2 separate regions of the Homo sapiens genome follow, and region 2 is linked to region 1. A link is an interaction called in ENCODE POLR2A ChIA-PET data of the cell type or tissue named here. Cell type or tissue: OCI-LY7. All regions are shown on one strand.

Region 1 (4,000 bases):
CTGGATTGGCCTCAGTGTTATTGACTGTTAAATAGGGATCGTACTTTCACTGTCACAATGATCTGATGAGATAATGCAGGTAGAAGGATTTTGGAAACCAAAAAGTACTTAATTCTTTCATTCAAAAGTATTTGCTAATAGCAGCATGTTTGCTAACTAAACGTAGCAGGCCAGGAGAGGGCAAACAAAGAGGATGAACAGAGCTGGCATCATCTGGGACTCCATGCCAACTAGAGGATGAAGCTGGGCCTCAACTTTTATGAGAGAAGGAAGCATAGTGGGGAGGCCTAGAGAGAGGAGCAGGGTCTGGAGCCTGGGAGATAAACTGAGGCGGGAAGGAAGAGGCAGCTGCCTCAGGTTCAACAGGCAAAGATTATATCCAGGAAGCCAGACTGCAGGGACCAGAAACTACAGCCAGGAGCCTGAAAACAGAAGATGAGAGGTTCAGGAAGGGGGACCTGGGAAGAAATGGCCAGTAACCCCAGCTGCTATTCTGCATCAACAATCAGCAGTCTGAATGGAGAACAAGCACTTTCAAAGTTTCTTCCCCTTTCCAGACCAGTTGAACAAATGGCCACAAAAGCAAGCTCTAAGAAGCATGAAATGAAATAGTAGTTCTCAAACTTGAGTGCACATCAGGAACTCCTGAAGGGCTTCTGAAGACACAGGTGGCTGGGCCCCACCTCCAAGGTGTCTGATTCTGGAGGTCTGAGGTGGAGCCCTCCTCTGGAGTATTTGCATGTCTAATAAGTCCCCAGGTGCTGCTCATCTGTAGGGCCTGGGGAAGACACTTAGAGAACCCAACAAATTGCATCAGTGACTGTGAATTCCTAACCCAGGAGAGAAAAGGTAAGCAGAGGGAGCATGTGAGGAGCACCCTGGCTCCCTTCCTTCAACCTGCCTTCTGCAGCTCTTCTCACCTGGTTCCAGTGCAGGCTCAGACCCACCCAAGGAAGGGTCCCAGGCCAAGAGCCCTGGTATGGATTGCACTGCTGCTGCCTTCTCCATCTCACCTTGATTTGGGGCATGGGCAGATTAACTCTTCACCAGAACACCTGGTGCCCTTTCTGCTTTGCCTCGAAAGACACAGGTTTAGAACTTCCACTTACGGACACAAAGTTTGGGGGTATTTTTTTTTGTTTGGAATATTGCAAGTGGGAAGATCGTGGGCTGTGCCATGTTAAATCTCTTCTCTGATGCTTTGTCTGCCTGCCTTCTAGAGTTCCATGTTCTCGCTTTCTATGATTCTTCTGCAGTAATGGTGCAACTTAAACTGGGGGATGTTGGGGTCAGTTTAATATCCATTCTGGCAAACTTTGCATAGTTTTAGCAGTGTGAGAGATCATGCATGTAACTTCTTCCTTCCCCACCCCTCACTTCCTGTCCCCACCCTAAGAATACACCCAGAGGCTTACATTCTTCATTCATTATTTTCTAAATGCTTTGGTGGTGAAGAGAAAAAGACTAAGTAGAATAAAAGAAGTGAACTGCTACTGAGGCCCAGAGGAGGGAGTGGGGATGGGCATGACTGGGACATAGAAGTTTCTCTAAACTGGTATTTCCAAACTTTGGCTACTCATTAGACTCACCTGGGAGCTTTTTATAACCACTGATGCTGAGGACATGGAATTCTGATTTAGTTGATCTGGGGCCGGGGCCTTTGCATTGGAAAATTTGAATCTCCCTGGGGGATTCTAATGTGCAGCCAAGCCTGAGGGATTCTGTTTGCAACCAATTTTATTAACAACACCTGGCTGCTGAGCACAGCTGCATTTTTGTTCAACTCCCTTTTAACAACCACAAGCCACCTATAGAGTAAAAGTCCATGCTGCAAACCTCTAAATTTAGACAGGTAAGAACCGAAACCTCCTCTAGATATCTTGAGACTAAGTGGGATGGCTCATGCCTCTAATCCTAGCACCGCAGGAGGCCAAGGTGGGCAGATCGCTTGAGCTCAGGAGTTTGAGACCAGCCTGGGCAGTATGGCGACGTCCCATCTCTACAAAAAATACAAAAATTAGCCAAGCGTGATGGCATGTGTCTGTGGTCCCAGCTACTTGGGGGGCTGAGGCAGGAGAATTGCTTGAACCTGGGAGGTCAAAGCTGCAGTGAGCGGTGATAGCACTACTGCACTACTCCAGTCTGGGTGACAAAGTGAGACACTGTCTCAAAAAAAAAAAAAAAAAAAAAAAAAAAAAAAAAAAAAAGGACTAAATGGGAAAGATTTTAAAAAATGCAAGTTCAGAGAGAGCAGCAACAAAATCCCAGGCTGGGGAAAAAAAGAGACTGAGACCAATTCAGGGACATGAGCCAAAGAAGGTGTCAGAGCCAAGAAAGCAAACTTCCAGGATCAGGGATGAATAAAGCTTGATTCTAAAGCCAGTTGTGTATGTCCCGTGTTCTGGGCCAGTCCTGGGTGGGTGAGACTCAATTCACCTGGGGTGTTCACAGCCAGGATATAAAATATGGGAAGCTAGAAGGGTCTTCAAAGGAAGGAGATAAAAAGTAAAGAGTGCGGAGAAAATAATTTGTTTTCTATGATATTCCATAACCAGTTCCACTGTGTTTTATTCACCAAATCAAATATTTTTGATGTTTTATAGATACAGCCTGAGACTATGGGACTCCAAGCACAAACATTCTCTTAGAGCAGTAATTCTCAGACTGTAATAGCGCAAATGAATTCCCTGGGGATCCTGTTGAAAAACAGGTTGATTCTAATTCCATAGACCTGGGGTGGGGCCTGAAGGGCTTGAGATTCTGCATCTCTCACAGTCCCCGCAAGTGATGCTGGTCTGAGTAGCAAAGACACAGAGGACAGAGATGGTGTCTATTTACAGTGCATCGAAGGACACCTTGAAGAAACCTGTCTAGTTGTTATTGACATGTTGGTTGACACCTGTGTTTCCTCATTACTCAGCTAACTGAAGGGGGTCTATGGTTTTTGAGGAAAGTCCCATTTCTTGAGAAAAGTAACTTTCTGAAGACGTTAAGTACTGGAACATACCTATTTCATGTCACCCCCTCAGACACTCCCTCTCTTTCCCCACATCTTTCCCCTATAAAACCCTGATATTCTAATGACTGAAACTAGACTTGCATTGACCTAGTGAGGCAAGAAGCACAAATAAGTAACCTGTTACCTGGGAGCACAACAGCAATTCTTTCATAAATGAATGTCAATGAGGGATAATTTTCTTCTGTAGCAGAATCTCTACACCTGACAGTATTCTTAATATACTTTAATTAAGAGGTTAATCTGTTGTAGAAATTGCTTTTCTCTGAAGCCACCTGAAATCAATTTAAACTCAATTACAAGTGGTTAGCTATTGTTTATGTGGTTAAAGATTAGAGAATACATTTTTGCCTGTCAGGAGCCATCAGAGCAAATTTTGAATGTCACGATCAAAGGAGAGTCTGAATAGTTGAGTGCTCTTTAATGGGCATAGAGAAACCATTAGAAAATGTAATCAGTCATATTTGATGACTTGACCTTGGGACTCAGCTAGAAAAAGGTCTAATCATGTCTATCCCATAAGTGACACCAGGATGGCTCTGCTGAAATTAATTGATCATTACGTACTTTCTGAGAGTCTCATATACCCTATTTGATGGAATATAAATTGCAAAAATAATCTGTAAATTATATAACAAGCTTCAGAGTACATTTGCCCTCTGTCTCCTTAGCAGAGATTAAATCTGACAGCTAGTTTCAAAATGATCAAAATTGCTTAACTCCTTCAATAGTTTGGAATGCTTGAGATTTACAAAGGAAAAAAAAATCTATTGCTCGGCATGTGCCCAGTATATAAATTTGAATTACAATCCATTCTCTATCAGTAAAATGTAGAGATAAAAAGAGGTCTGAAAAGGTTTTCTGGGGGCTTGAATGCATTATTTTATTCAATTGCTTAGTAAGGTACTTAGCTGCTATTAAAAATTTGGATGCATGTCAGAGACAAGGAAGCTGTTTTGAATCCTATCCACTTCAGTGCTAAGT
Region 2 (4,000 bases), 85 kb after region 1:
CCTTATGTCTGAACAACTCCCCCAAGGAATAAGTAAAGCACTTTTCAAAAGTACCATTAGCTCTTCTGAATTGCTGCTTTCTTGGATTGTATGGTACCCAGGTGGCTTTTAAGTGTTAACCCAACCTCCTGAAAACTGTCTCCCTGGTTTCCAAAGATTAACTAAGGCAATCGGAAGGTAAGATCTGCTCATTATTTTAACATTTTCTATATTTTCTTTATAGGGCATATTCAGCTAGCCCACCCCAGAGTTTCCATTTTATAAGAATGCTCTTTCCTAACAAAAAGGAATATTTATGAAGCTTTTTCTGACATCTCCAAAATCAGAGTAATAAAAAATTGTTTAAATTGCTAATATGAAACTAATGTTAAACTATGATAAGCAATAAGGTATAATTGCATGAGAGATTTAACAAAATTCTACCGTATTACACACTTGTATTTGTAACTATTAAGTTCCAAGCTTCAGAAAGAGAAAAAGAGGTAGTTTGTTAAATTATAGGATTCAGTAATCATAAAAGGGATGGTCTCTGCCCAAACTTCACATAAATAAAATTTGTGCGTGTCAAGGGGTTTTGATGGAGACACAAATTTTACTCATGCATTTTACTCTTGAGGCTTTATTATGTTTCCAGGATCACAGTTGAAATTATAGCTTTGAAATGTCCAGAAATGTACTCTTGATTTCTTAGGTAAATTATATATGAAGATGTGCTTTAAGTATTTAAAAAATTTATAGTTGCTTTAAACGGTATTGAATCCAAGGGTCTTTGGGCCTCAAAATAGAGGAAAAAAAACCACTGCTGATTTAAAAAATAACATTTCCTTTTTCTTAAAACATTTCCCTTTTCTTATCTGCATTATAGAAAATTTAGGAATTGTACATAAGCACAAAGAAGAAAAAATCATGCATAATTCTAGCATTTAGGAATCAAGATCATTGTACTGTTATTACATATTCTTTTCTCCATCATTTATAACGACCATGTGGTATAACATTGTATGGATATACCATAATTTATCCAACCAACTCCTTATTGTTAGAAATGTAGGTTCTTTTTTTTCCAAAACACATAAAATGACAATGGGTACTGCTGTAGGTAAATATCTGTACAGATCCATTGGATCATCTATGATTAACTTTGGGCAGAGACAGAACTTACAAGCGGAGAAAACGTAAAAGGTGGGGAAGCAAAGAAGCCTTGTTTTTTAAGAAGTCTGCTCTGGCTTCCAAGGTCATCTAGGCTGGAGTCAGACTCCTGCTGCTTGTGGAGCTTTGAGAGGCAGCCTCCTCCTTCAAAGACTGCTCCGCACAGCTTCATGATTAGAGATCTTCAAGATTCTAGGAACACCTCATCTTCCGGTTGCTAGGAAGAGGCATGGCTCTGGGAATAATAGTTGTGACCAAGTTGGAGAAGGTTACAAACAGAATTGTAGGCACGAGGGGGAAGTCAGTAAAGGGGGACGGGGTGGAAAGTTTCTCTCAACATATGTCCTATTGATGCATTGCCTCATTCACTGTCATGCTCCTGATAGGACTTCCCCTATATGCAGTGAGCCCTCAGGTGGGTGCAGACTGACAAGAACAAGCTACTGCCTTGGTTTTGCCCTGGCAGGGACGAGCCTCACTCGCTGCTCTCCAATTTAAAAATTGTCACTGACTTCTTAGAACCCATTGTGTCCGGACTTGGTTTCTTCAGATGTGTCCGGAGTTTCTTCTTGGCCTCACCGACTTCAAGAATGAAGCCACGGACCTCGCGGTGAGTGTTACAACTCTTTAAAAGGTGTTTGCCCCTCCCTGTGGGTTCGTGGTCTTGCTGACTTCGGGAATGAAGCCCCAGACTCTCGCAGTGAGTGTTACAGCTTTTAAAGTTGATGCGGACCCAAAGAGTGAGCAGCAACAAGATTTATTATGTAAAGCAAAAGAACAAAGCTTCCACAGGATGGAGGAGGACCTGAGCGGGTTGCTACTGCTGGCTGGGGGTGGCCAGCTTTTATTCCCTTATTTGTCCCCGCCCATGTCCTGCTGACTGGTCCATTTTACAGAGTGCTGATTGGTGCATTTTACAGAGTGCTGATTGGTGCATTTTACAGAGTGCTGATTGGTGCATTTACAATCCTCTAGCTAGACATAGAGCACTGATTGGTGCATTTACAATCCTCTAGCTAGACAGAAAAGTTCTCGAAGTCCCCACCCGACCCAGAAGCCCAGCTGGCTTCACCTCTCACCATGCAGGGTGAAGTAGCTTGACGTATAAATAACTCCTCTCCTCTGAGCTCCATCCTCAACTCCAGACTCACTATCAAAGCAGAGTCAGGCCTCAATACCCTTGGCGCCCCCAGCTTGAATATCTTTCCTCACTTCCACAGTCTTCCTCTTTCTGTAAAATATAGGATAACGTTTATTTTCTCAGTAGAACCTCCTCCAAGATTCCAGGCAGAATTTATTTCTCCTTACGTTTATGCCAATAGCAATGACACTATCAGGTTGGTTGTCTACGTGTTGCCTCGCCCAGCAGGCTGTGAATCTTTTGATGGTGAAGATGAAGGGCTCTGTATGAATGTCTCTTGGTGCTGAGAACAGTCTGACATATGCAAAACACAGTTTTGATTTCTTTTCTAATGAATGAGTTTAACTATTTGAGACCACTAACTCAGTAATTTACATGTCAGTATTTCTAAACAGCACTCATTATACAATAACCACTTTTATAATTCAGTCATTCATGCAACTCATCTGACCTGGTTATTAAAATGGGAAGAAAATTCACAAAACGATTTTTTAAAAAAACATTTGCTTTTCATTATATGTTGTTCTTAAAATAAAAAGAAGCAAAACCACAGAAAAGTTGTAGCATCATGCTCTACTGTTAAGAAGTATCTCTCTCTCATTTGCCTTGGGTCACTTTAGTATTCACAGAATCTCAGAATTTATGTTAAACCAAGAACTGAGTCCCAACATATGTTCTTATTGGAAGGCTTAGTATAGTACGGCCTCAGTACCTTTAAAACAACTAGGAAATATATATGAAGATGGAAGTTGTTATCATATGGTTATAAATCAGTAATAGAAACATACAATAAGTGCTTCAAAAGTAAATATAAACTAATACTTAACTTTACATGGTCTTTAATTTTCTCTCCTTTAGTTCCTAGAAAAGGCCACCAAAATTCATGGTGTGCAAATGGCCAGAAAATTTTACTGTGTTGTGGTCATTTTAAAGAAATAATATCACAGTTTAAAAAGTATCCTTCCAAAACTTGAACTTTATTTTGATGATCAGAATTTGGTAAAAAGAGAGTTTACCTTTTATACCATCCCAAGAAGTGAGGCTAATTTAATGGTACATATAAGGTGAGCTTACCTGCAAAGCATATCACAGTGCAGAATCAAAGAATAGTCACAGGGAACCCCAATATCAAAGTAAGATGTGCCTATTCATTTTGGGGTAGGCATGTCTTCCTTTGAGTGTCAATAATCTGGGGATGAGGAACCTGTGCATTGTGTATGAAGGGATAGCAAAGACCCTGGGCAGAAGAGAGGAAGGGAATAATATTGTGTCTGAAGGGGTTTTGAAAGGAATGTCACCTTGGAGAATTATGTAAAATGAGAGTTTCCAAAGGAAAAGAAGCCTGCACTTTACCTACAATATTTCTGTGCTTGCATTCACATTATATTAAAGTGCAAAAGTTGTTAACATTTTGCAGTTTTTTTTCACTTGAAAATCATTTAAATAATAACCTAGATAATGTATTCTCTGGGAACATGCTTGAGAAGCACCCAAGATGTGTTGCTTCTGGGGAGAATCTTAGGAAATTATGGGTTAGCATACATATGCTTAAAAAAGCACAGTTCTTAAAAAGCATAGAGGCATCTCGTATAGAATATAAGACCACCACCAGAGGAAATAAATTTAGAAACTGTTGACAGTTTGTGCCTCTGGGTAACGGGAGTAGAGGAAGACTTAAACTTCTTATTTTGGCTCTACTGTCTGGATCTT

Evidence for each region. Peaks named below come from ENCODE experiments on the same cell type or tissue, not always from the same donor. Only the 100,000 strongest peaks of a DNase experiment are listed, where the experiment ranks them.
Region 2: POLR2A ChIA-PET joins it to region 1 with 5 read pairs; 2 of 35 experiments call an interaction of 5 or more read pairs at or near these places.

Annotation. Positions count from the first base shown.
Region 1 is chr13:40,124,310-40,128,309 of GRCh38, reverse strand. All of the region lies in intron 1 of LOC124903162, which reads left to right. Among named protein-coding and RNA genes, the nearest start is that of LINC00332, 55 kb to the left of the region's middle. In OCI-LY7, CTCF peaks have their summits at 299 and 511; DNase peaks (open chromatin) are centred at 579, 1,379, 1,779, 2,809 and 1 weaker place; H3K4me3 peaks cover 3,505 bases; H3K27ac peaks cover 3,806 bases.
Region 2 is chr13:40,039,164-40,043,163 of GRCh38, reverse strand. No RefSeq gene overlaps it. Among named protein-coding and RNA genes, the nearest start is that of LINC00332, 140 kb to the left of the region's middle. In OCI-LY7, no CTCF peak of the experiment used is centred here; no DNase peak of the experiment used is centred here.